Regions from separate parts of the Homo sapiens genome. Here regions 2, 3 and 4 are each linked to region 1. A link is a contact called in ENCODE Hi-C or POLR2A ChIA-PET data. All regions are on one chromosome and are shown on one strand. Each heading gives the region's core, a stretch centred on a gene start or an enhancer-like site at or near the end of the contact. The rest is flanking DNA. Distances are from core to core; before and after follow the strand shown.

Region 1 (6,908 bases), core at 2,652-5,151:
GTAAAATAGGACTCTTCCAAATCCCAACTTCTGGGATAAAGGGAATAGGAAAAAGCCAAGTTTGTTTGTAGCAATATATTGCTTGGCTAGTCCTGGAAAGATTTGGGTGTCCTGAAGAACATCTCAATTCACCATCCTCTCGAAACAAATGAACCATATGAAGATGATTTTTCCTGCTCTCTCATGAGAAAAACAAATTGGTTCCCAATTCTAACAATGTTTTCTTCATAAGCTTTAAAATCTGCCTTGGCTTTCTGTGTACAGCCGGGGTAAAGCACCCCAATAAACTACTAAACCACCATCATCTTCAAAGATGGCTTGAAATGCCAGCCCTTCCTCTTCACAGGGTAATGCGAGTACGAACCACTGGTCTTGCACCGTTATTAAAGGAAGCAGATCTCCCAGAAGAAAGCACCTTTCTAGGCCTCTCGGACCAAACCAGAAGCAGCTAAAACCTGGCAGCGGTTCAAAGGTGAAGTCATTCAGGCCCCTCTCCACATTCTCGGCAATTCCTCCCCCAACCTTGTGCATGTCTTCCACTAGATGGCAGCAGAGCCCCAGAAAGGAAGGCTCCTCACAAAGAGCTCAGTTCAAGAAGCCAGCCTCAGCCCTGTGGACTTTGTGCGGGCCCTACCAGTGAGGAGGGGGAGGGGCGGGAAGGAGGGGGTGCTTTTCTGAACAGTGCAAAGAGGGGTGTGCAAACCACCGAAGGTGGGCCTTGGAGCCGCTATTCCATGCGGTACAGCTGCAATATGGTCGTCTTATATGTCAAGCTGCAGGGAAAAGGAGTTAGATCAGGTGGGAAAAAGGTTCCCTGGTAGAAAAGCAGAGATAAGACAGGATCCCTGGGGTTGTACAGAGGTCACAGTCCCACTGGAGGTAGGAACCCAGGCCTCGGACTCCTTCAGTGAAAGGCCACATTTTGACTTTGCTCAAAAGTCAATGAACTGATATTTAGTGAACAGCTATTATGTGTTGGTATCTTGAGACTTTGTAGATATAGAGGGCATTACCTTTGAACTCCAAGTTTTTAGGAGACACCACAGCCACATACCTATCATGTGAACACGTTCTCAGACTATTTTTGGAAATTTGGAATTTAATTAAAATATTATCACTGTTAATTAAAATATTCCATGCGTCCCCTACACACATGCATACACAATTGCAAATGAGTCTCACCAACCCAAATCTCCATGAGGATCTTATTCACAGATGTAGCCTCAGTGCTGGGCACGGAGCCTGGGCACATAGTAGGAACACACAAAAAATAAACAGTGGTTTCCTATTAAATGAGCTATCGCCCATAAGTGGGTAAATTCTATTGGTGGGGTCATTCTGGATCCCAAGAATTTGCTCTGGCAGTGGTGATAGAAGGCATATTGTTGGCCAGGGGAAAGCGGGAATCGCAGAAAGGAAGGGAGGAAGGGGCCGGTCATTACCAGCAGCTCCTGAGGCTTGATGGAGTTGTCGGTGTAAATGCACAGCTTCTCCGCGGTCAGCGGGCTGGTCTCTTTGAGTTTGGAGGCCAGGAACATGCAGACAGCACCCAGGAGTTGCAGATGGGACTTCGGAGTCGGGACCCCAGCCAAGAAACGGTCCAGGTAATTCATGGCCAGAGGGAAGACCTCTTCTTCGCACTTCTGTTCCTCACAGACCTATAATGGGAGTGGGAAAGGGTTGGGGGGCGGGGGTGGAGAGCATAGCATCAGCAAAAGAGAAAAAGAATAAAAAAGCGTAATCTATCGAAACAAAAAAAATTAATTTTTTTTTGTGGGAGGGGGAGGGGACCAGAATGCGTGATAAGAATAAAGAACAAAGATGAGGAAACTGGAGTGAATCAGAATAGCCCATCAGTGCTTTGGTATTCCCAGGGATCCTATAAAAGGGGGTGAACTACAGCTCCAAAACGGGGAGTCGGAGAAGTGCGCAGCAGCCGCGGCAGCTCCGCGACGCTCCCTTTGGCTACTCCTTCGCGCACTCTAACTCACTCACTCTTTTTTGGATTTCGTCATCTTTTCAAAAAATCAATAAAAATATTCTGGAGGCTCCGGGGGTCCACTTCTTGGTCTCATCCGGATCCCCAGATCCTCCTCTATCATTCCCGACAATTGGAAAAAATGTCTGGGGGGGTCCCTGCGGCCCAGGGGCCGCTTTTGGGGGGGCGGGTGAGGAGAGGTGGGGAAGAGAGGGGGAGGGAGGAGAGGAGGAAGAGCGCCGCAGCCTCGGCAGCTGGAGTCGGAGCAGGGGGGGATGGTTTCAAAAAATAATTAAAAATCGAGGAAATATCCTAGAAAAGCCCTTTTGGCGTGAAAACCCCAAAGAAGAGCCAGGCTTCCCGAAACAGAGGTTTCGGGTGCCAGAAAGGTCTGTATTCCGACCCCTGGGGCTTTGGATCCCGGGAGGAAACTTGAAGGGGTGAGCGCCGCGGCGGGAGTGTCCGGCTGCGGCCCACAAGGACAGAAACTAGGGAACGCGGTGACGAGCGAGGGGAAAGACGGGAGCAGAGAGCCCTGGAAAGAGGCACGGGGGGCTCCCACCTCTCCTTCAGGGGTGACCCGGTATCCCCCCTACACACACCCCCTCCCCCCCTTCCTACCCCACCCAAATCTCCGCACCGAGGAAGCTGGAAAACCAAACTGTAAGTAATCTTCGTGAGGTGGGGGGTGGGGGAGAGGGCACGATTAGAAGTGGGGTGGCCGGGATAATGGGGTGCGAGGGTAAGCGGGCGACGTTTCCCAGCCTTTCCAAAGGGAGTTTGCAAAGCAACATGGCGAAACCACGGCAGGTCCAGAGCTGTGCATACGTGGGCACACGGCTCGCTGGGCAAAGACTTGGAGTGAGGGGCAAGAAGCGGTTCTTTTGGGTTCCCCTGAAACACGCGTTTCTTCAATGGGACTTCCGGGGCTCCCGAATTCCCCGTTTCTCTCCTTCTCCCTCCTCCCTCCACCTCCCCGGTGAAGTGCCAGCGCGGAGTCGCGACCACAGGCGGGGACCTGAGGCCAAGACGAATTTGCTCTGGCCTTTTGGGGGGGGTTGCCTTTCTACTCGGGGTCCCGATTTCAGGCCCCGACTCTCTTCCTGGCCGCAGCGCAAGCAGCCGCGGCGGCTTCGCAAAAGACAGGTCGCGAGGGGGGTGGGAAGAAGAGGCAGCCACATGCAGGAACACGCGCGCGGGATGCTCCCCTACCCCCGCCCAGGACAGCCTCGCTTCTCCCAGATTTTCCTCCCCCCTCTGCCTCCCCAGTTTATCTGGAGAGGAACAGAAATAAAGCCACGCGTCTCGCCAGAAGGCGCGCGGTAAACTCCCGCACAGGAGCCGGGAGGCCGGCGCGGGGATTGCCCTCTCCCAGGTTTAGGGCTCCGGCCGGGGACCCGAGCATCCGGAGGGGTCCTGGCTCCTGGCGAGCGCCACCCCCCGACCTACCTCCAGCATCCAGGTGGCCACCATTCTGCGCATGTAGGGTTGGATGTCCTTCTGCACGCACTTGAAGTAGGAGCACTGCGGAAGGTAGCGCTCCTCGATGGTGAGCAGGTTCTGCAGGACGCGGTCGTCTCGGAGCAGGTTGCGGTCCCGCACGGCCCTGCGGACCGGGTCCACCTCGTGGCACAGCAGCTCCATGGCCAGCCCGGCGGCCCCTCTCCCTCCTGCTTTCCCCGGCCTGGAAAAAGGTTTTTCTGTTTTTGTTTTTTGGAAGGGGAGGGGAGAGCGTTCCCCTGACCTCCTTCCTTTGGCTAAATAGGGGGTTTTCGGGGGAGAGGTGAGGGCAGAGAGAGAAGGTGGAGCAGAAGGGAGGCGAGGATTGGGTGGTGGGCGAGCAGAGCCTCGGGGCTGCCTCACTCGCACCGGTCCTCCCCTTAAAACTGGTCTCGCTCTCCCCTGCTCGCTCTTCTCCGCTCTGAAGCGGTGACGCAAGCTGGCTGGGCAGTTAGCTCTCCTCCCTCTCCCCGCGCTCCCCGCTCTGGTTCCTCCTCCCCTTTCCTCCCCTCCCGGTCCTCCCCTCCTCCTTTCAATCTCTCCCTCCCTCCCTCCTTTTCCCCTCTCGTTATTAAGGAGAACAGCAGCTGGCCCGACCCAACTTCAAACGCGGTCCCCCGCCACCCCCCACCCCTCTCCCTCCATCCAGCCCTGCATGCCAGGGGCCCCGGACAGGGCAACCCACAAAAAACTACCGACTCCTATTTCTGCCCTCTAATTTCACTCATTCTGTAGGTGTAGCACGCCAAAATACGACCCTCCAACTTTGGCTTCTTCAAAACGGATCCTAATCCTCCTGCCCTTGTATTTAAGATCCAGGAATGTAGGGTAGATTATCTGAAGATGGGGTGACCTCAGACAATTTAGAAATAGGTCCCTTAAGTGAAAAATAAGGGAGGGGGTGATTTTAGAAAATAGCAACCTCGCATACCCAGAGATAAAGGTCATGTCCCTGAAGTCTGTGTTCCTGATAACTTCGAAGCTGTTTCGAAAGCCCCGATTAAAGGGACCAGAACAACGTCCCTTCTGCCCCCCCCTGCAGAGTGTGTGCAGAGGAAGAAGAGGGAGGGAGAGGTGGGTATTAGGAAGGAAGGGGGGTGCTTCTCTGGAGGGATAGAATGTGATCCTCGAGCAGAAACCATCGTGTTTCTGGGGGCTCTTCGGGCGCCGTGGGGCGACGCGGTGCAGCGTCTAGGGCCGCCGCAGGCCGGGGGCAGGGCTCCCAGCGGTTCCCCCGCGGCCAGCGGCCACGCAGGAAAAACCCGCTTCCTCGCCCCTGCATCTGCTGACAAGCCGCCCGAGGTGTCTGCGCTGAGCGTGGCCACACCGATGCAGCTTTCTAGGAAATGGCCCGGGAGGGGGAGGGGGCGAGTGAGGGATTAGGTCCGGCTCCCCCTCGCTCCCCCTGCGCAAACACCACCACCCCTTCCTTTCCCCGGAGGCATGAGGCCTCCACGCTCGGTCCTTCGCCCGCATCCTCGCCGACCCCTCCGGTTTCGCGCCTCACTCGCCAGGCTTTCTCCCTGGGAGCCGACTGCGGTGAAGTCGCCGCCAGCACGGTCGGCCCTGACACGTGCTCTAACGCATGCTTGAGTCAAGGCTGTCTTTACAGGAGATACGATCTGGTGGCGTTTCTTCACCTCCTTCCTCCCGTCACCCCCCACCCCCACCGCGCCCTTTGGTGTATTTCACTCCAGGAGGAAGGGGAGAGACCAGCGCCCTGATGTGCTGGCCAAGCTGGCACGTGCAGCGGGCATGGCGTGGCTCGAGCTCTCTGGGCACACCGAGGCCGACTGAGTGCCTCCCTCACCGAGAGAGGGGGCCCGGGCAGGGGCGCGGAGAGCCAGCAAGGCGGGGTGGGGCGCGGGCTGGGTGAGCCGTACACTAGGTTCCCTGCAAGGCGGAGGAGGGGAGCGAATAAACTAGAGGTGCAAGCGATTAACTCAGGCCCCGGAGCCAGCCTCTTTAAACGAGGGTGGGGCGGAAGGGGTGGTGGGGGGGAAAGGAGGGGATATCGCTTTAAAAGGGTGAGGAAGAGTTTGGGGCGCCGTCTCCCCTCCCTCTATTTGCATAGCCAATAGCTCTGGGGCTCCTGCTACTGCGCGCTGATTGTTACCGGGCAGATTACTTTTTTTTTTTTTTTTTTTTTTTTTTTTTAGTAGGACGCGTTCCCCACTACATCAAAAGGAAGCCAAGGGAGGGCGGAGGGAGAGCGGGCGCTGGGGCGGGCGAAAGCTGGGGAGAGGCCCGGCCGCCTCCGACCTTATCAATAGCAGCGGGAATGAGTATCCCATCTCCTATATGTAAAGAAAGGGGAGGGAAGGGGCGGGCGAGGAAAATGTCTAATTGCTGTGGAAGCCATTAGCTTTCAGGAAGAAAAAAAGCTCGCTGAAAAACCCAAGTTGCAAACTCAAAATGAAACAGTCCAGCGCCGCGGATGACACCCGGGCCGAATACCGTGTACACCCGCACACAGTCGGCCCCGAACAATCACCTATTGGTTTTAGTCACGTTGGGCTTCCCGACTTAAGCTTTTGAGTCACCCCGGATAAGGACATTCACTTACATTTTAAGACCCCCATAAGGGAATTACTCCAATTTCACCTAAGCCACCTTTGAGCGGATCAAAGAAAGTTGCAGCGGGGAGAGGCGAGAGAAGGAGGGAGGGCGGGAGGTATTTTTAAAGTATAAATCTAACCCGACAGGCAAGGGACAGAGGCCGCCGGGGCTCCCAGCCTCTGGACATCACTTGATATAGCTCTGCGAGCAAGGTCTCTTCCACCCCGACTCCGCACACCCCCCCTTCTCCGGGGAAAGGCATCCAGAGCTCTGGGTCTCCCGAAGTGGGGGCAGCGGGGGCGAGGAAGAAGCGGGTGGTCGTCCCGGGGCCCAGCCCACCCCGAGGAGAATGCCTGGGTGGCGAGTCCTCACGTCTCGGGAGTGAGCCGAGGGCCCTCTCGCCCCTTCCCTCTCCCCCTCCCCCTACTCCGTCTTGCTTTACAGAGAAATTCCAGCGGGGAGGGGGGCAGCGAATGGGAGGGGCAGAGAGGGTCGCGGCCGGATGCCCCCCCTTCCCGGCGCCCTCTGCATTCATGGAGACCCGCAAGTTCGGGCGCTTCCCGCGTGGCAGGCTCGCCTCTTGAAGTTCCCCTGTCCACTTCCCCTTCCGATTACTGACTGTTCCCGAGCGTGAAGCTCGCCATCGAATCCAATCCCCGGTGGTTTTGCAGACTCTCACACGTGGGGTGGGGCGTGAGAGGGTGCGGAGGTTGGCAGGAATGTCTCTAGGAGGCTTGGACTGGAAACTGAGTTTTCCCTTTTGGTCGCCACTCCAGCCATGTGTTAAAACCCTAATGTCTTGTTAAAATGCACTCCACCTAGCACGCGGGAAAACGCATGTTGCCTTCTAGGCAAAAGTGCACACTTTCTT
Region 2 (6,908 bases), core at 3,054-5,553, 2.7 Mb after region 1:
ACATTCGGGTTGCTTCTAACTTTTGGTATTACGAATATCATTACTATGAACATGGATGTACAAATAGCTCTTCGAACCCCTGCTTTCAATTCTTTTAGGTACATACCTAGAAACAGAATTGCTGAATCATACGGTAGCTCTATTTTTAATTTTTTGAGAAATGGCCATACCGTTTTCCATAGCAGCTGCACAATTTTTTATAAGAGAGATGGGGTCTTGCCATGTTGCCCAGGCTGATCTTGAACTCCTGGGCTCAAGCAATCCTCCCGCTTCAGTCTCCCAAAGCACTGGAATTACAGGTGTGAGCCACTGTGCCTGGCCCACAACTTTACATTCTCACCCACAGTGCACCAGGATTCTACTTTCTCCAGATCCTCACCTATACTTGTTATTTTCTGTTTTATTAATAGTAGCTATCCTTATGGATATGAGGTGGTATCTTACTGTGGCTTCCATTTGCATTTCCCTAATGACTAATGATGTTGAGCCTCTCTTCATGTGCTGTGGATCACCTGTGTATCTTCTTTGGAGAAATGTCTATTTAAACCCTTTGCCCATTTTTAAATTGGGCTTTTTTTGGTTGTTGTTTCTGCTTAAATCTTTTATTTGCAATCAGTGAATCAAATCCTCACCCTCTCTTATCTTTAATATTCTGTCACGAAGAAGTGTCGAGAGAGATGCTCTCCTACTTAGAAATACTGAGCAACAGAATGAATGTTACTCTCAAGAAACCTTGAAGTTGGAAAGGCAGCATTTTATTATAAACCTCAGATTACTAATGGCTGCCCAGAACTCTCGAAGAAGTTTCGATATGTATGAAGTCTTTCATAAAGAGATTATTATTTATATTATCCATCTCATTCACTTCAGTTCAACAACACTGACAAAATGTCTACTACATAGCAGGCATTGTGCCATAGATACACTAGAGTTCAAGGAAAATAGACACAAAATATTTTAACTTTTTTTTTTTTTTGACAAGGTCTCTTGCTCTGTCGCCCAGGCTGGAGTGTAGTGGCACAGTACCAGCTCACTGCAACCTCTGTCTCCTGGGTTCATGCGATTCTCATGCCTCAGCCTCCCGAGTAGCTGGGATTACAGGCATGTGCTGCCATGCCCGGCTAATATTTTCGTATTTTTTTTAGTAGAGACGGGGTTTCACCATGTTGGCCAGGCTGGTCTCGAACTCCTGGCCTCAAGTGATCATCCCGCCTCGGCCTCCCAAAATGCTGGGATTAGAGGCATGAGCCACTTTGCCCGGCCTATGTTAACTCCTCTGACCCAACCCATAAACTAGACTCTGGGCCACTATTTTTGGAGATATATATATATATATATATATATATATATATATATATATATATATATATACTTGAATGAGGAGTTAAAAGCTACAGAGCTCTTCTGATCTTTCCTGCCAGGTCTTCCCCTTCTGAAGGAGAAAGTATGAATCCTTAGGTAAGCCTGATCTTTGGGTTGGGCCTCTCAATTTTCCCACCCTACCCAGGTGAAAAGCACATTCCATCTGAAAAATCTAGAATTAAAAAAAAAATTCTTTGTAAGGCTTTGGAGAGACTCCCTACACAAGGCTATCATTTCTGCTTTTAAATAGGCTAGTTAAAAAACTTATGGTTGCAACTTGTTAAATCATATACAAAAATCTCAACCAGTTTTAAAAATATGAAGAGCAAGCCACAGGATTTTCTACATTGGTATACATCTTTGCCAGACAATCAGAGTCTCCTGTCTATACATATTCTTCATATATTTTTGTGTCCTAAGTCTGAGCATAAACCAAAGCTCCCAGGAAGTTATTGTATTCGAAGTTATTCTTAATATCTGGAGCCTGCATTAGGAACAATGTGTAATTGTTCCATGGGTTAAGGAGACAGTATGCTAGGCTCTTGGCCTCAGAGTGTTCCTACTGGAAAGGTCCCTGAAGATTACCTAGTCAAATCATCCTGGTGTTACACAAGGAAACCGAGACCCAGAAAGGAGAGTCGTTTCCTCAGTAGCATAAAGTCACCAGGTGTTCAGATTCGGCATAGGGCTCATTCTACGCCCTAGTTCCTTTTCCCCGGGAATGCTTTTTCTGTGATGCTTCTTGATGCTATATTTTCCTATTTATTGAAGGTGAAAATAGTCATATTGCTGAAAATCCTTATAATATATACTTGAGTGCCTTAAATAAAAGGCTTTGTGTTAATAAGATTCTAGAATTCAAGAAAAACTGTTGTTAGAACGAGGACCAGATGGCCAACTTCTAGAGAAAGTGCTTCCAGATACCTCTGAATGACTCTTCAGATTTGAGAACAAGGGCCTTTCTAGAGAAGGAAAACCATTAGGCTCCTTCTTAGTCCGAGGCTGGTCAGGCCCCTTGTCTAAAATTCCCCCCAAATGTGTGGGGTACTTTGTTTTTTATTAAGCAGGATTAAGTTACACTAAGGTGCTTTGGATTAAGGCCTTGACATCAACCCAAACACATCTAGGTGCACAGAACAATCAAAAAGTGACTTTTGCGCAGAATTTAAGGTAAACGTTTAGGCAGAAGTGACTGAGAAGAATAAAAGCCTAGATAACCTCCAGGAGAAGAGTGAAGCCCAGGCATACCCCAGAATCGTGACACTTACTGCCACCGTACATCTGGATGTACTGGATGACTAACAGTACAGTCTATTTTTTCAAGAAGGTTATAAAAATCTATGGGCTCCACACTGCGTGTAATGTGGGTGAGGTAACAAGCTGGCGAGAATTTTTGCTTCTGCATTTCCTGATTTAGGAAAGAGGAGTGGTAGGGGTGTAAAAGGTGTATTATGCCTATTACTGAATCTGTATGTATTTGGTCTAATAGTGGTTGCTTGGGCAAAAGTTACTCTCCTACACTGAATATGGAACCCCTTCCAAATCTTGTTCAGGTCCTCAAAGAATCAATGAAACCATTTTCCCTTTCTGATAAATCCGCTGGTCTTGTATCTAGTTGTGTGGATCCATAAATTAAAATACAGAGGATCATTTTCTCTGATCCAAAAATTCTTGGTTTGGGGGTAGTTAAAATGAAACTTCTGAAATTCTATCCTTAGTACGGACATTTAGGACCCAGGGGCTACATCCTAGAATGGAATTGTGCCCTGCTTCCATAAAACGGTTGATAAACCAACAGACACGACTGGATTGTCTTAAACCAAGTTCAACTGTCATTCCATTTTAATCAAAAAGTAAATTGGATTCAGCATATACGAATATATTGACTATCAGTACAACTGAGCCATACAACTGATAGTCTAAGGCTGATGACAAGGAGAAAGCTCCTAAAACAAGGCTTAGGGGAAGGCTGTTCCCCTGTAAGCAAAGCGGACTGAGGGCATTGGTGGCGCAGCAGCGTTCAGAAGTAGAGGGAAGTTTTGATGTATCAAGTACCGAGGGAAACACACACAGCGTGTCTGGAAACCATCAGAAGATGCTAGAAGGAAGTAGTCATGGATAATTCTAGAAATTTCTAGAACACCGACTGGAGGGGGTCATTGTTTAAGATGAGTACAGCCGAGTTTCTCTCCAATTTAAGACACAAGACTGGAGAGAAAGGCGTCGTAGTAAACAGCCCCAACCGGGGGAGCAGGGGGTGTGATAATGAGGCGTTAAGGGGCATTAGGGACAGTAAGAAAAGGAGAGTTGGGGTGACGATTATTGAGCACTGCTATAGGAGGCGGCTCTCGCAGGGATAATCAAGGGAGAGGGGTGTGAAATAAGGGTAACGAATTGCAGGGGTAAACTGTGGGAAGGGGCTGCGCAGACTTCAACAGCAAAGAAAAAGAAGGAACGGGGCTGGGGCGTGGCCCAGAGAGGGAACGGCTCAATAACGGGCTACCGGGTGAAAAGAAGCCGGGTGGGGAGGCGCTCTGCTGACAGCTGCCGCTCCCCCGTGGCGCCCACAGGGTTAAAAATCAGGGGCCACGGGACCAGGCCGAACTCGGTTTCCAGGGCAACGGCTCCACAGTTCCGGCAGCGCAGGCCCGTACCATTGCGCGGGCGCGGGGGAGCGGGAGCGGCGGAGGGGACGCGCTGCAGGGCGGCGGAGCCGGGGCCGGCCCGGGCGCTACCAAACGCACGGCCCGCCTGCTCGCCCGGGGTCTGCGCCGAGCCGCGCTCCGGCCGGACGGCCGCGGCGTCCTTGGTGCGGGGGCCGGCAGCTCCCAAGTGGCCGCGGACGGCGGGGGAGAAGGAACGCACGCCGCCGGCCGGGATTGGCCTCCTGGTCCCCCCGCCTGGGCGGCGGAGTGCGGGCGGCCCGGGGCTGGGAGGTTTGAAAAGCGGGCGAGAGACAAAGGCAGCAGGAAGCCTCCTCCGCGCCCGGAGCCCGTGCGCCCGGCCCCCGGGGCCCCCTCGCCGCCCGCCGGCCCGCGGAGCAGCGGCGGCGGCAGGAGGCGGAGGATGCGGCAGGGGGCGTGGGCGCGGCGGCGCGGGCGGAGCGGCGCGGCCCGGGCGCGGCGTGGGTAGAGCCGAGGCGGCGGCGGCGGCCGGCCTCCGGGAGCGAGAGCGAGGCGCCTTCCCCGCCCGGGATGTGAGCGCCGTGCGGAGCCCGGGGCGGGGGAGGGCCGGGCCGGAGGCGCAGCCGGCAGGAAGGAAGGACGGACGGACCAGGAGGAGGAGCGGCGGCGGCGGCCGGAGCCGGAAGGCGGGGAGGGGCCGGCCGTTGGGCCCGAGGCGGCGGCGGCGGCGGCGGCGGCGGCTGGGGAGAAGCGCTCTCGTCGCCTGCCCGAGGCCGGAGCGGCGGGGCCCGCGCCTCCTCCCCCCAGCGCCGCGGAGGGGGGAGGAGGAAGATGGAGACCCACATCTCATGCCTGTTCCCGGAGCTGCTGGCCATGATCTTCGGCTACCTGGACGTCCGGGACAAGGGGCGCGCGGCGCAGGTGTGCACCGCCTGGCGGGACGCCGCCTACCACAAGTCGGTGTGGCGGGGGGTGGAGGCCAAGCTGCACCTGCGCCGGGCCAACCCGTCGCTGTTCCCCAGCCTGCAGGCCCGGGGCATCCGCCGGGTGCAGATCCTGAGCCTCCGCCGCAGCCTCAGCTACGTGATCCAGGGCATGGCCAACATCGAGAGCCTCAACCTCAGCGGCTGCTACAACCTCACCGACAACGGGCTGGGCCACGCGTTTGTGCAGGAGATCGGCTCCCTGCGCGCTCTCAACCTGAGCCTCTGCAAGCAGATCACTGACAGCAGCCTGGGCCGCATAGCCCAGTACCTCAAGGGCCTGGAGGTGCTGGAGCTGGGAGGTTGCAGCAACATCACCAACACTGGCCTTCTGCTCATCGCCTGGGGTCTGCAGCGCCTCAAGAGCCTTAACCTCCGCAGCTGCCGCCACCTTTCGGATGTGGGCATCGGGCACCTGGCCGGCATGACGCGCAGCGCGGCGGAGGGCTGCCTGGGCCTGGAGCAGCTCACGCTACAGGACTGCCAGAAGCTCACAGATCTTTCTCTAAAGCACATCTCCCGAGGGCTGACGGGCCTGAGGCTCCTCAACCTCAGCTTCTGTGGGGGAATCTCGGACGCTGGCCTCCTGCACCTGTCGCACATGGGCAGCCTGCGCAGCCTCAACCTGCGCTCCTGTGACAACATCAGTGACACGGGCATCATGCATCTGGCCATGGGCAGCCTGCGCCTCTCGGGGCTGGATGTTTCGTTCTGTGACAAGGTGGGAGACCAGAGTCTGGCTTACATAGCCCAGGGGCTGGATGGCCTCAAGTCTCTCTCCCTCTGCTCCTGCCACATCAGTGATGATGGCATCAACCGCATGGTGCGGCAGATGCACGGGCTGCGCACGCTCAACATTGGACAGTGTGTGCGCATCACGGACAAGGGCCTGGAGCTGATCGCTGAGCACCTGAGCCAACTCACCGGCATAGACCTGTACGGCTGCACCCGAATCACCAAGCGCGGCCTGGAGCGCATCACGCAGCTGCCGTGCCTCAAGGTACTCAACCTGGGACTCTGGCAGATGACGGACAGTGAGAAGGTCAGGTGAGGGCGGCAGCACCAGCTCCCCTTGTCCCGCCCTGTTCATCCTCCCATTACCACCGCCCCCACACACTCACACGCACACTTACGCACAGATCATTGCAGCGGATGAGATGGGGCTATGACAGAAGCCTCAGGCTCGTTTCCTCCTCCCTCCTCCAGCCCCCTCCCGGCTTCCAGCCCATTCTCTTTGCAGCTGGGGTTCCTACCCTACCCTACTCCCAGCTCCTTTTCCCCGCGGATGGAGAGATGGACTCTGCTGCTTACCCACCCACTCCCCTGCAGGGGGTGGAGGACTGATTCAGCTACTGTATCCCCACTGCTGTGACTGGAAATGGGGGTGGGGAGTGACTGGTCTTTTCAACCCTGGGGAGTTGAGGAAAATGTCTGCTTTCACTTCAGCTTTCATTTGAATACTGTGATCTGGTTTTTATTTTGAAATGTATAAAAAGCAAACCCAGCTACAAAGGCCTTTTCACCCTTCCACTTTGTAACTAATCCCAGTCTCTTCTCATCACTCCTCCTCTTACAGTACTCTGCTATTCATGCTCATTTCATGTTCTTAATCTTCTTTCCTGTTTAAAAATTTTTTTTTGGAAAAAATTTGAAATCATGGTCCTTTTTTCTGCTGAATATATTCTATATATTATATATATATAAATTATATATATATATATATACATATATATGTCTGGCTACCTCGTTTTAGTTTACTTTTTTTCTGAAGCCCTGGAATTCTACAAGAGAGATATTTTGAGACTGAAACATGTTTGTGCCTAGACTGGAAAGATGCCCTTGGGTTTGTCCGTCTTTTTGTGTTGGCTTCTTCCCAGCCTCCATCCGTCCAGTGTGCCCCACTTCCACATTCTGGCTATAATTTCCTTTTTCTCCTTGT
Region 3 (6,908 bases), core at 2,095-4,594, 2.3 Mb before region 1:
CCTCCGACGCCTGCTTCACCACCTTCTTGATGTCATCATATTTGGCAGGTTTTTCTAGACGGCAGGTCAGGTCCACCACTGACACGTTGGCAGTGGGGACACGGAAGGCCATGCCAGTGAGCTTCCCGTTCAGCTCAGGGATGACCTTGCCCACAGCCTTGGCAGCGCCAGTAGAGGCAGGGATGATGTTCTGGAGAGCCCCGCGGCCATCACGCCACAGTTTCCCGGAGGGGCCATCCACAGTCTTCTGGGTGGCAGTGATGGCATGGACTGTGGTCTGCAAAAGGAGTGAGGCCCTGCAGCGTACTCCCCACATCACCCCTCTACCTCCCTCCCCACCTTGAAAGGAAATTATGGGAAAGCCAGTCCCCAGAACCCCCAACCCCAGGGTTGCACGCAGCCCCGGCAGGGAGGAGCCAGTCTTGGATGAGAAAGGTGGGAGCCTCAGTCCCATTCCCCAGCTCTCATACCATGAGTCCTTCCACGATACCAAAGTTGTCATGGATGACCTTGGCCAGGGGTGCTAAGCAGTTGGTGGTGCAGGAGGCATTGCTGCAAAGAAAGAGGGAGCGGGGCGCAAGTCAGGGGAGCGTGTCCATAGGGTGCCAGGCTGGCCGCTTCTCCACGGGCCCTGCCTTCCTCACCTGATGATCTTGAGGCTGTTGTCATACTTCTCATGGTTCACACCCATGACGAACATGGGGGCATCAGCAGAGGGGGCAGAGATGATGACCCTTTTGGCTCCCCCCTGCAAATGAGCCTACAGCAGAGAAGCAGACAGTTATGAACCCGGGTCCTGCCTTTGCAGGGCTGAGTCAGCTTCCCCTCCCGCGGGCCCTCCTGCACTCACCCCAGCCTTCTCCATGGTGGTGAAGACGCCAGTGGACTCCACGACGTACTCAGCGCCAGCATCGCCCCACTTGATTTTGGAGGGATCTCGCCTATGGGGGTGGGGGGGAGATGGGGACAGGACCATATTGAGGGACACAAGGTTACCATATACCCAAGGGAGCCACACCATCCTAGTTGCCTCCCCAAAGCACATTTCTTCCATTCTGTCTTCCACTCACTCCTGGAAGATGGTGATGGGATTTCCATTGATGACAAGCTTCCCGTTCTCAGCCTTGACGGTGCCATGGAATTTGCCATGGGTGGAATCATATTGGAACATGTAAACCTGGGGGAATACGTGAGGGTATGAAGGGGCTGCCCATCAGCCAGGTGGCTCCTCCCACACCAGCTTTGGGGCTCACCATGTAGCACTCACCATGTAGTTGAGGTCAATGAAGGGGTCATTGATGGCAACAATATCCACTTTACCAGAGTTAAAAGCAGCCCTGGTGACCAGGCGCCCAATACGACCAAATCTAAGAGACAAGAGGCAAGAAGGCATGAGGAGGGGAGGCTCCTCCAGAATATGTGAGCAGCCCTAGGCCACCTCCCCATTAAGAGGGCGAATGCAGCATCTCCTTACCCCCAGGAGGGCCCAAGAGGTTGAATTTTATCTCCCTTGAGCTTCCCTGCCAGGCTGGCCTGGCTTAAGGCATGGCTGCAACTGAAGGCTCCAGGGCTGCCCAACACCCCCAGTCATACGAAGCCCTTCCAGGAGAAGCGGCCATGTGGGGCACTGCCACCCACAGTCTGGGCACAAGCTTTGTACATGGTATTCACCACCCCACTATGCCACCCCAGGAATGCTTGCTGCTGCCTAGCTCAGCTGCACCCTTTAGGGAGAAAACGCTTGTACACTCAGCATCATCAAACTCAAAGGGCAGGAGTAAAGGTCAGAAATTAACTGGACAGGGCAAGCCCACCCCTTCTCTAAGTCCCTCCTACAAAAGGGACAGAGACTGGGGCGGGTGGGAAGAGGGGAAGCTGTATTTTAACCCCCTAGTCCCAGGGCTTTGATTTGCCAAGTTGCCTGTCCTTCCTAGCTCTTTTCCAGAAATCAGGAGTGGGAGCACAGGTAAGTGCATGTGTGTGGGGAGAAGGGATGGGAGAGAGCCCCAGCCCAGGCCCCCAGCTACAGAAAGGTCAGCAGCTATATTTAACCTCAGACCAGGGTGCGGTGGGAGATCTGGTTTCCGGAAGACGGAATGGGGAGAAGGGCAGGTTCCCCGAGGCGCCCAGACACCCAATCCTCCCGGTGACATTTACAGCCTGGCCTTTGGGGTCGGGTCAACGCTAGGCTGGCAGGGGAAGGGCGGGGCCGTGAGGTGAGCCGGCGCTGCAGGAAGGGGCCACCACCAGAGGGGCCATTTTGCGGTGGAAATGTCCTTTTCCAACTACCCATGACTCAGCTTCTCCCGGCTTGGCACCATGCCACAGCCACCACACCTCTGCGGGGAGGGGACACAAGAGGACCTCCATAAACCCACTTCTTTGATTTACCAGAGAATAATCTAGGAAAAGCATCACCCGGAGGAGAAATCGGGCCAGCTAGCCTCGCTCCACCTGACTTCCCCGCCACACGCGACTCCACCCATCGAGGCAGGAGCGCAGGGTTAGTCACCGGCAGGCTTTCCTAACGGCTGCCCATTCATTTCCTTCCCGGTTGCAACATGGCGGCCGCTCTACCGCAGGCGCAGCATCCGGACAGGGATGCACCCGCTGCGCACTAGCATCCCGGGGCCTGCGGTGCCGGAGGCCGTGGGGGAGGGGCTCCTCTGCGACACGTGACCCCGCAGAGCGCGAAAGGAAAGAAAGCGTCCCCCACCTAGGGGTCCGGGTCGGGATCTCGGGCGGGAGTAGGGACCTCCTGTTTCTGGGGACTAGGGGAAGGAGGCTCCGGGCAGATGGCGCCGCAAGGGCGGAGCTGCACAGGGCGCCACAGCCTGGGTGCGGGGCTCCGCCAGGTCCGAGCGCTGACCTTGAGCTCTCCTTGCGGGGAACAGCTACCCTGCCCCCATACGACTGCAAAGACCCGGAGCCCGCAAGGCTCGTAGACGCGGTTCGGGGGCGGTCGCAGCCCAGGGCCCCCCAGCCACCCGCGAACTCACCCGTTGACTCCGACCTTCACCTTCCCCATGGTGTCTGAGCGATGTGGCTCGGCTGCGCGGAGGGAGAGAACAGTGAGCGCCTAGTGGCCCCGGCCGACACACACGCCTCCCCTCCCCTCCCCCACCAGGCCTCCATGCCCAGCCCGCGCCGCATCACGTCCTCCGCCCGCCCCTGCAATGCGGAGGCCGCCCGGGCCCACCCCGCAGCGGCGCGAACACATCCGGCCTGCGCCCGCCCCTGCCGCCTTCAGGCCGTCCCTAGCCTCCCGGGTTTCTCTCCGCCCGTCTTCACCTGGCGACGCAAAAGAAGATGCGGCTGACTGTCGAACAGGAGGAGCAGAGAGCGAAGCGGGAGGCTGCGGGCTCAATTTATAGAAACCGGGGGCGCGGCGGCAGGCGGTGACTCGGACCCCGCCTCCCGCCAGGCTCAGCCAGTCCCAGCCCAAGGTCTTGAGGCCTGAGCTACGTGCGCCCGTAAAACCGCTAGTAGCCGGGCCCTACTTTCTCCCCGCTTTTTTTTTTCCGCAGCCGCCTGGTTCAACTGGGCACGCACCGAGCGTGTGGGCCCCGACGTAGGGGGGAAGGGACTGAGATTGGCCCGATGGGAGGTGATCGGTGCTGGTTCCCAGGACTGGACTGTGGGCAGCAGGACACTAGGGAGTCAAGGACGGGGACCCTTACACGCTTGGATGAAACAGGAGGACTTTGGGAACGACTGAGATGGGGAATTGGAGCCGGAGCCCAGCACCGCTCGCGGCTGCACGCGGCCTGCCCCCTCCCCTTTCTTTCTTTCAAAGGCTGAGAGGCGGGAAAGTTGGGGAACTTCTCCTCGAGGCTCTGCGGTAGTGACACCGGACTGCTCAGGCAAAGGCCTAGGAGGGGCCCATGGGCCTCGGGCGGGGGCCCGTGGTTCCTTCCCAGCCCCCACTTCCCCCTCCCCATCTCCTGGCTCCTGGCATCTCTGGGACCGAGGCCTGGGCTGGGCACTGGGCACTGGGCACTGGGGGCCTGGAGAGGAAGGAGGCTCGGGAGGCGGCTTGAGGGGGAGGGGGAGGTTTCTGCACGGAAGGTCACGATGTCCTGCAGCCCTGTAGCCTGGACCTGATAATTAGGGCAGACAATCCCGGCCCTGTGTGCACCAGCGGCTCTCTCCGGGCTGGGGCCCCAGGCGGAGGACAGGATGGCTGGTGGGGGCCCAGAGGCCTCCCACAAAGGCACTCCTGGAAACCTGTGGGCTGTGCTGCCTAGGGAGAGAGACAGTGTGCCTTTCATTCCATCCAGCCTGGGGCGAAGAGCGGGACGTGAGGGCGGAAGTCCCTCCCCGCCCTGGGACGTGCAGGCGAGCCAGGAGCCAGGGACTCCCTTTCACTGGCTGCGCCGGGGGATATTGAGGGCAGGGTGAGTCAAGAAGAGGGAAAAAGTGGGAAAAGAGGTCTTGGGCACACGGTGGGAACAGGTCCCCTGCCCCCTCCCACAGGGGATCCATTCTTCTGGTAGGAGGGCAGAGGGCCAGGTTTGTGAGTGTGGGATGGGAGGGTGCTGAACACTTGTAAGGAAGGGGGTGGGGTGGGGTGGCCTTGGCCCATCAGCAGGTGCATGGGAGGGGGATCCCGGGCCTCTTTGCTGGCCCAGCATAACCTGACACCAGCCCCCTGCCCTTCTAGCTAAAAGCCGGTTGCTAAGTTTAGCCTGCCTGGTGATAATCTTTGCTTAAAAAGCACCCACAGGACTCCAGTCCCTGACCCTGCCTTTCTGGGATTGCCTTTCCTGCTGGGACCCAGAGCCAGGCTGTGTCCTCGTCTGGCTGCCACTGGCATGGTTGGTGCGGGCTTTTCACAATGACCACCCAGAGCAGAGTAGCAAGAGCAAGGCAAGAAGGTCCCTAATGGTGAAAGGGGTGGGGTGGGGGAGTGGAGGAAGCCCCACCTCTGACTCAGCTATTCCTGCAACCAGGACCGTTAACCCTTTCTCATTGAGAGCATTAAGAGCACCTCCATGCTCCTGCACCACCCAAGCGTGATCTTCCCCTCTGCCTCATGCTTGTCATTTTTCATTACTGTCTTCTCCCCGCAAAGAGGGAGCTCAGTGCCCAGGGAGCACTACTGACGTAGTGTGCTGTTGTCATGACAGCAGAGGCACCAGTGTGGTCACGACAGCCAGCTCACAGCCTCCGGTTCGAAGGTGACTCAGCAGAGAAGACTTGAGGAGCTGGAGAGGGGTGCGCAGGCTTCAGGGGGCAGCCCGCCTGCAGCATAGCTCACGCCCTCTGCAGACCCGGGAACAATGAGGAATGCTGGGAGACAGGTCTTGTCTCCTGCAGAGCTGGAGGGGATCATGATCTGAACTTCCACGAGCCTGGGCCGGTCTGCTGCCAACCTTTGGAGATGGGATTAGGGAACACGAGTGGGGGTGGGGTGAGGCACACGGCAGAAAGCAACCCTTGGTCTAGAGCAGGTTTTCTCAACTGTGACGCTATTGACATTGTGGGCCGTGTGATTCTTTGTTGAGGGGCCATCCTGTGCACTGCAGGATGTTGAGCCACATCCCTGGCCTCTTCCCACAAATGCTGGTAGCATTCTTCCCCTATAGGCTATGACAACAAAACAGGCCCCAGGTGTTGTCAGATGTCCTCTGGCAGACAAAATTGCCCCCGGTTCAGAAGCACTGATCTGGAGCCTAGGCACTGCATAATTCTCCCCAGAGAGGCTGTCTGGTCACTGTGCAGGGTCCAGAGGTTGAGAGGGGAAAGGTGGCAGTGACGGGGCAGGAAGCTCATCTGCCATCCCGGGACAGGCCCTAGGACTCTGGGCTCACTCATCTCTCTCTGCACTGATAACCCTCTCTCTGCTGCATGAAACTGGGCTAATGTGAAAGATGAAACAAAGACAAGCTTAGGAAAAAATGTCTAAAAGTATATAAAAACATTTATTCATTAGAAAACAAGGAGATTGGCAAACATATATTCCAAAGTTGAAGCAGCTCAACGCAGTTCAGTTAGGCTAATTTAAGAGAAAGCCTTGCATTTTAAAGAGCGTGTAGGCATTTTTTTTTTAATTTGAGATGGAGGTTCGCTATTGTTGCCCAAGCTGGAGTGCAATGGTGTGATTTCGGCTCACTACAACCTCCGCCTCTGGGTTCAGGCGATTCTCCTGCCTCAGCCTCTTGAGTAGCTGGGATTACAGGCGCACGCCAATACGCCCGGCTAATTTTTTATTTTTAGTAGAGATGGGGTTTCTCCATGTTGGTCAGGCTGGTCTCGAACTCCCTACCTCAGGTTATCCACCCGCCTTGGTATCGCAAAGTGCTGGGATTACAGGCGTGAGCCACAGTGCCCGGCCTTTTTTTTTTTTAAAAAAAAGAGACAGACAAATATTTTACAAGGGAAACAGAATTCGAATTCCAGGTCACCCTACAGGATACCCTGCACAGGGAGGACAGGAACAGACTTCCTAGGATCTGTGCCTGCGAGCCGATGCTCTGAGAATGGGAGTTGTTTTCTTGGGTGTCTCGTCTTCTGTCATCTCTGCTGAAAGATCTATGCAAAGAATTAAAGGAATAAGAAAAAGCTGAGTCACAAAGATGGTGAAAAAATAGATATCAGAGAACAAGTGAGACAATCCCACACCGCACAGAAGAAATAAAATCCAAGCTGTACAGGAGAGGCCCTTCTGCGGCAGTGGGGCAGAGCATCTACACTCAGGCCCCCGCAGCAGGTCCTATGGAAACCAGCCCTCTGCACCCTAGCTGTGTGCCTTCTCGGCCGGGAACAGGCGGGAGCATCATACCTTCCTCACTGGACTCATCACTTGAGAAGACAACTTTGGGTTTCTTTTTGGAAGCTCGCTGCTGGGTGTTTGGATGCCGACGGGTAGTACGGCGGGGCTCTGGTGTGACAAAGTCATTGTCTGA
Region 4 (3,991 bases), core at 1,492-3,991, 2.2 Mb before region 1:
TGGAGAGGGCAAGTACTGGGTTTACTAATAAGATCATGAACAAATGATGCATCCCTGAGCTTTACCCCTGAAGCACCAGAGCAGCCTAGCATTTCACTGGGAGAAAACCGGGTTTTGGCTCGATAAGACTACAGTGGACAGCACCCATGTACAGAATAGCATCATGTGTCTTATTTCCTCATGGCAGCCCAGTGAGATGAGAACGATCTCCATTTTGGAAATAACACAGGTTGTCTGTGTGCCTGGGGACGTTCAGGTAGGGGCTGCGAAGCATTCTCTTGTGGACTCAGGGTTTTTGTTGTTGTTGTTGTTTTTGAGACGGTGTCTCACTCAGCTGCCCAGGCTGGAGTGCAGTGGCGCAATCTCGGCTCACTGCAACCACCGTCTCTCAGGTTCAAGTGATTCTCCCGTCTCAGTCTCCTGAGTAGCTGGGATTACAGGCACCTGCCATCATGCCCGGCTAATTTCTGTATTTTAGTAGAGAGGGGGTTTCACCATGTTGGCCAGGCTGGTCTTGAACTCCTGACCTCAGGTGATCCACCTGCCTTGGCCTCCCAAAGTGCTGGGATTACAGGCATGGGCCTTCGCACCTGGCCTGACTCAGGGGTTTTTAGGAAGAAAGGACCAAGGCCTAGGGGTGCCCTGAGGTGACCAGTGTGGATGGAGGTGGATTTGTTCCCTTTCTTCTTCTGTGCCCCATATCTTACCACTTTAGAAAAGCAAAACTTTCTGTGACTTGCTTTTCTTTTCTTTTCTTTTTTTTTTTTGAGATGGAGTTTCGCTCTTGTTGCCCAGGCTGAAGTGCCATGGTGTGATCTCGGCTCACCGCAACCTCTGCCTTCCGGGTTCAAGCGATTCTCCTGCCTCAGCCTCCCTCGTAGCTGGGATTACAGGCACCCGCCACCATGCCCGGCTAATTTTGGTATTAGTAGAGACGGGGTTTCACCGTGTTGACCAGGCTGATCTCAAACTCCTGACCTCAGGTGATCCACCGACCTCGGTATCCCAAAATTCTGGAATTACAGGCGTGAGCCACCACACCTGGCCTTGCTTTTCATTTTCTTACCTGCAGTTCGCACAGTCCCCTGGGGGCTCAGTGGCAAGTTCAGCGTCGGGTGCCAGAGCGCCTCATTCTTGGTGACCCTGGGAGTCTTCATCACCAAGGAGATGCTAGGTCCCCCTCCAGAGACCTGCATGTTGGCCATGAACCAAGCTGCTGTCTTAACAGTGGTCTCTGTCATCTGGAGAAAGTAGCGGGAGATCTCACAGGTCACCTCCTTCCCACTGCAGTCAGCATGGAGCAAGGCCTCGGCCTGGGGAATCTGGACCAGGTCCACTGGGGAGAAGCAGGGCACACACAGAGGGCAAATTAGCGTGAGAACACCAGGGCCAACGGGAGGCAGTATGTGTGGCTGTAATCGGGACCTGGGCTGTCCTGGTGGAGGGAGCCCGGGAGGACCAAGGACACAGGTGGAAGGCTTTTACCTGAGGCCTCAAAGATAATAGGTGGGTCATCTTGGGCCAGTGTGCCCCCTTGGAAATCGGTGAAGTCCTCCAGGGAGCCATCGTCCAGCACTGGCACCTGCTTCAGCACAAGGGAGGCCCTTGCCCTGTCCTCACTGCTGGCGAGAGCTCCACGGTGCGCACCGTCCTTCGCCAGGAAGCAGTCTAGGACCACGTCCACTGCCCGCCACTGCCCCTCTGCTGGGTGGGGCTCTGCAGACAAAGGCTGGGGTGAGCACCGCCTTCCCCAGAAAGCTACTCCACACTTGCTTCCTGCCCCCGCCCTCAAGCTGTGGAGTCATCAAAGGGTAAAAGTTGCCATCCAAGATCCTAGCTGTTTCTGTGTCCCTCTATTCTCCCGTCATCCCCAAACCAGCTTTCTGGAGAGCACCTGCTAGTCCAGGCAAATACTTCTTGGTGAGAGTTAAAGTCCTGGATTTGCCTTGCTCAGAGGAGTTTATGCTTGCATTTCCAACTGTTGAATAAAAGACTATCTTTTCAGTCAAAGGAATTCTCAGAAAACAAGCAAGTGCCACCGCAGAGAGAGGAGACTGGACAGTTACTGTTGCTGGGGCACTGACAGCCTGCACTGCTTTCTCCCATTTCGGGTAGCCTTCCCCTCCCCCGCCTTCAAGGTCACCTTCCAAGTGATTTCCTCACCTGGGGAGTCCTTTCCTCTTCTGAAGTGTCAGCTCCCAGGCCAGTGCCCTCTCTGTAGGACAGTGGCTCCTGACCACAGCCACAGAGGCAGCCCCTCTTTAGCATTTTCCCTGTGGAGTCCCCACCCTCCCTCCACACACACTATTGGTTCCTTCCTTTGCCAGCCGCTGAGCCTTTCCCCTGTTGGGCTTAGAAGGCGATGGGGTCATCCCCGGCCCCTTTGCTCTTCTGGAATCTCGGGGAGGGTGGCACCCTGGGGCTTCAGTAGCTCTTCTCCCAGCCAGCTCTCCCCGACTCCCAGACTCACTGGTTTCTGCTGCTCCAGATAGAGCCAGGCAGAGCAGCAGGCACCAGCCCTCCTGTGTGCCCATGGAGGCTGCTCTCGAGTTCCCTCCTTGCCCACCGCCCTTCTCCACAGTCCTACGCTGCTTGCGAGGCCCGGCGGAAGAAGGGGGCTCTCCAAGCACACCTGGCAGCCTGCAGCCTTTAGGTTTCTTCCCTGTTCCCTCTGCTGCCGACTTTTCTTTCACTTTCACTTAGAGCAAGATGGCAGCCCGCGTCCCTGTGTGAAGCCGTCTGCAGCAGCTGCCAGAGCCCTGCTTGCTGTTTCCTTTCTCACCACCCACCTCACCCGGAAATCCCCTGGTGATTTCAAGACCTGACCTCTGCACCCTTTTGCTCCCCACCTGTCCCAAAAAAGTGGAGCTATAACTGTGGGAAAAGGGGATCTGAAGTCAGACACAGGATCCACAGTAGCCTGGGGACCTTTCTCACCCCCGCCCTTAAGCAGGCCCCAACATAACCGGCTGAGAAACCTCCTCTGCCAGATCCTGACCTGAGCCAGGAGGCGGCCAGGAAACTGGATTTTGGGACTGGGATTTCAGAGAGGAAGCTGGAGAGCTGCAGGGTGGTCATCTGTCACTTTATTTTGCCCGTCTTGTAGCATGTGGGTCTTTCGCAGCAGGAAGTGTGTTTTACAACCAGAGCCCCCGCCCTCCTGCAGCGCAGGCGCAGCTGGCTGGGCTCCTGCTTCCCACTCTCCACCTCATCCATATTTGTCCTCGTCCCTGCCAGTCTCGAAAAGGCACTCTGTCACGTGTACACAGGAAAGGGCCCTGACAAGAGGATGGGACTGCAGTTGTGGCTGCCAGGTCTCACTCTCCCTTGGATGGTCGGCGGGGTGGGGGTGGAGGCCAGGGCTGTAGTGCAGCTCCCGCAGGTGCTGGCTCAGGGGGAGCAGGCAGGCTCCGGTTTTCGGTAATCCTCCTGGATGGGGATGGTGCTGCCCTCCTCCTCCCTGGGGCAGCTGTAATGACAAGGCTCTGCAGGCTCCACAGGACTTTCTCCTTTGTCTGCAGAAGGAGATCCGATGAGTCTTGGCCAGCAGTGGGGGCAGGGGGAGACGGGAGAAGGAGATGGGTAGAGGCGGGTGCGCTTGGGGGAGGGGTGTCAGGAGCACGCCAGCTAAGGGGAGAGAAGGGGTAGGACCAAGGCTGGTGAAGTGGAGCTGGTGGGTTTCAGTGAGATTCCAGGCGTGGGCAGTGGGGTTGAGCCAGTGGGGTGTGGTGCAGGGGCAGGACCGGAGGCCTGTGTTCTGTCTCTTACTTGATCTATATTTCCTTCGTTGATGGAGGAACAGGGCCCCGGCCAGGGTGAAAACAAGGAACATTCCAGAGAAGATCACAAGGATGCGAATAAAATCGGAGCTGCACAGGGATCTTTGGGCTGTAATAGGAGGGGACACACAGGGGTTAGGGGAGGGTCTAGCCCTTGGCTCCCTCAGCCCAGCCCTCCTGTCACCTTGCCTCTCCCCTTTCCCCCACCTTAT

Evidence for each region. Hi-C counts contacts between places; a loop is a spot of excess contacts on that map. ChIA-PET counts read pairs that join two places held with the same protein, here RNA polymerase II (POLR2A). Pooled maps may share reads with other maps.
Region 2: a map of naive thymus-derived CD4-positive, alpha-beta T cell shows a loop between it and region 1 (11-fold over the local background). The contact joins the promoter of FBXL14 here to the promoter of CCND2 in region 1. A Hi-C loop is called at or near these places in 2 of 168 maps with a recorded cell type or tissue (naive thymus-derived CD4-positive, alpha-beta T cell and vagina) and 9 of 50 pooled maps. POLR2A ChIA-PET finds 5 or more read pairs at or near these places in 1 of 52 experiments (T-cell).
Region 3: a pooled map shows a loop between it and region 1 (7-fold over the local background). The contact joins the promoter of GAPDH here to the promoter of CCND2 in region 1. A Hi-C loop is called at or near these places in 1 of 168 maps with a recorded cell type or tissue (transverse colon) and 6 of 50 pooled maps. POLR2A ChIA-PET finds 5 or more read pairs at or near these places in 1 of 52 experiments (H1).
Region 4: a pooled map shows a loop between it and region 1 (4-fold over the local background). The contact joins the promoter of TAPBPL here to the promoter of CCND2 in region 1. A Hi-C loop is called at or near these places in 6 of 50 pooled maps.

Annotation. Positions count from the first base shown.
Region 1 is chr12:4,270,755-4,277,662 of GRCh38, reverse strand. It overlaps CCND2 (cyclin D2), which reads right to left and starts at 3,901. Exons shown (of 5, transcript NM_001759.4): 1 at 3,428-3,901; 2 at 1,443-1,658. The coding sequence starts at 3,622. It overlaps CCND2-AS1 (CCND2 antisense RNA 1), which reads left to right and starts at 1,479. Exons shown (of 2, transcript NR_125790.1): 1 at 1,479-1,604. RefSeq lists silencers at 3,971-4,060, 4,591-4,710, 5,491-5,610, 5,595-5,786, 6,411-6,480.
Region 2 is chr12:1,591,976-1,598,883 of GRCh38, reverse strand. It overlaps FBXL14 (F-box and leucine rich repeat protein 14), which reads left to right and starts at 4,303. Exons shown (of 2, transcript NM_152441.3): 1 at 4,303-6,011. The coding sequence starts at 4,818. RefSeq lists enhancers at 3,599-3,668, 5,039-5,228, 5,746-6,349 and silencers at 3,929-4,798, 5,779-5,828.
Region 3 is chr12:6,530,953-6,537,860 of GRCh38, reverse strand. It overlaps GAPDH (glyceraldehyde-3-phosphate dehydrogenase), which reads right to left and starts at 3,344. Exons shown (of 9, transcript NM_002046.7): 1 at 3,292-3,344; 2 at 3,000-3,051; 3 at 1,268-1,367; 4 at 1,071-1,177; 5 at 851-941; 6 at 645-760; 7 at 471-552; 8 at 1-277. The coding sequence starts at 3,028. It overlaps GAPDH-DT (GAPDH divergent transcript), which reads left to right and starts at 3,454. Exons shown (of 2, transcript XR_002957397.2): 1 at 3,454-4,397; 2 at 4,718-5,945. It overlaps NCAPD2 (non-SMC condensin I complex subunit D2), which reads right to left. Exons shown (of 32, transcript NM_014865.4): 31 at 6,785-6,908; 32 at 5,906-6,534. The coding sequence ends at 6,449. RefSeq lists enhancers at 469-1,242, 2,791-3,564, 3,565-4,338, 4,339-5,112, 5,073-5,202 and silencers at 3,053-3,192, 3,913-4,162.
Region 4 is chr12:6,450,792-6,454,782 of GRCh38, reverse strand. TAPBPL (TAP binding protein like) reads right to left here and starts at 2,741. Exons shown (of 7, transcript NM_018009.5): 1 at 2,471-2,741; 2 at 1,486-1,716; 3 at 1,067-1,336. The coding sequence starts at 2,534. CD27 (CD27 molecule) reads right to left here. Exons shown (of 6, transcript NM_001242.5): 5 at 3,769-3,888; 6 at 3,070-3,515. The coding sequence ends at 3,391. CD27-AS1 (CD27 antisense RNA 1) reads left to right here and starts at 3,266. Exons shown (of 6, transcript NR_015382.2): 1 at 3,266-3,991. RefSeq lists enhancers at 2,442-3,041, 3,472-3,631, 3,722-3,931.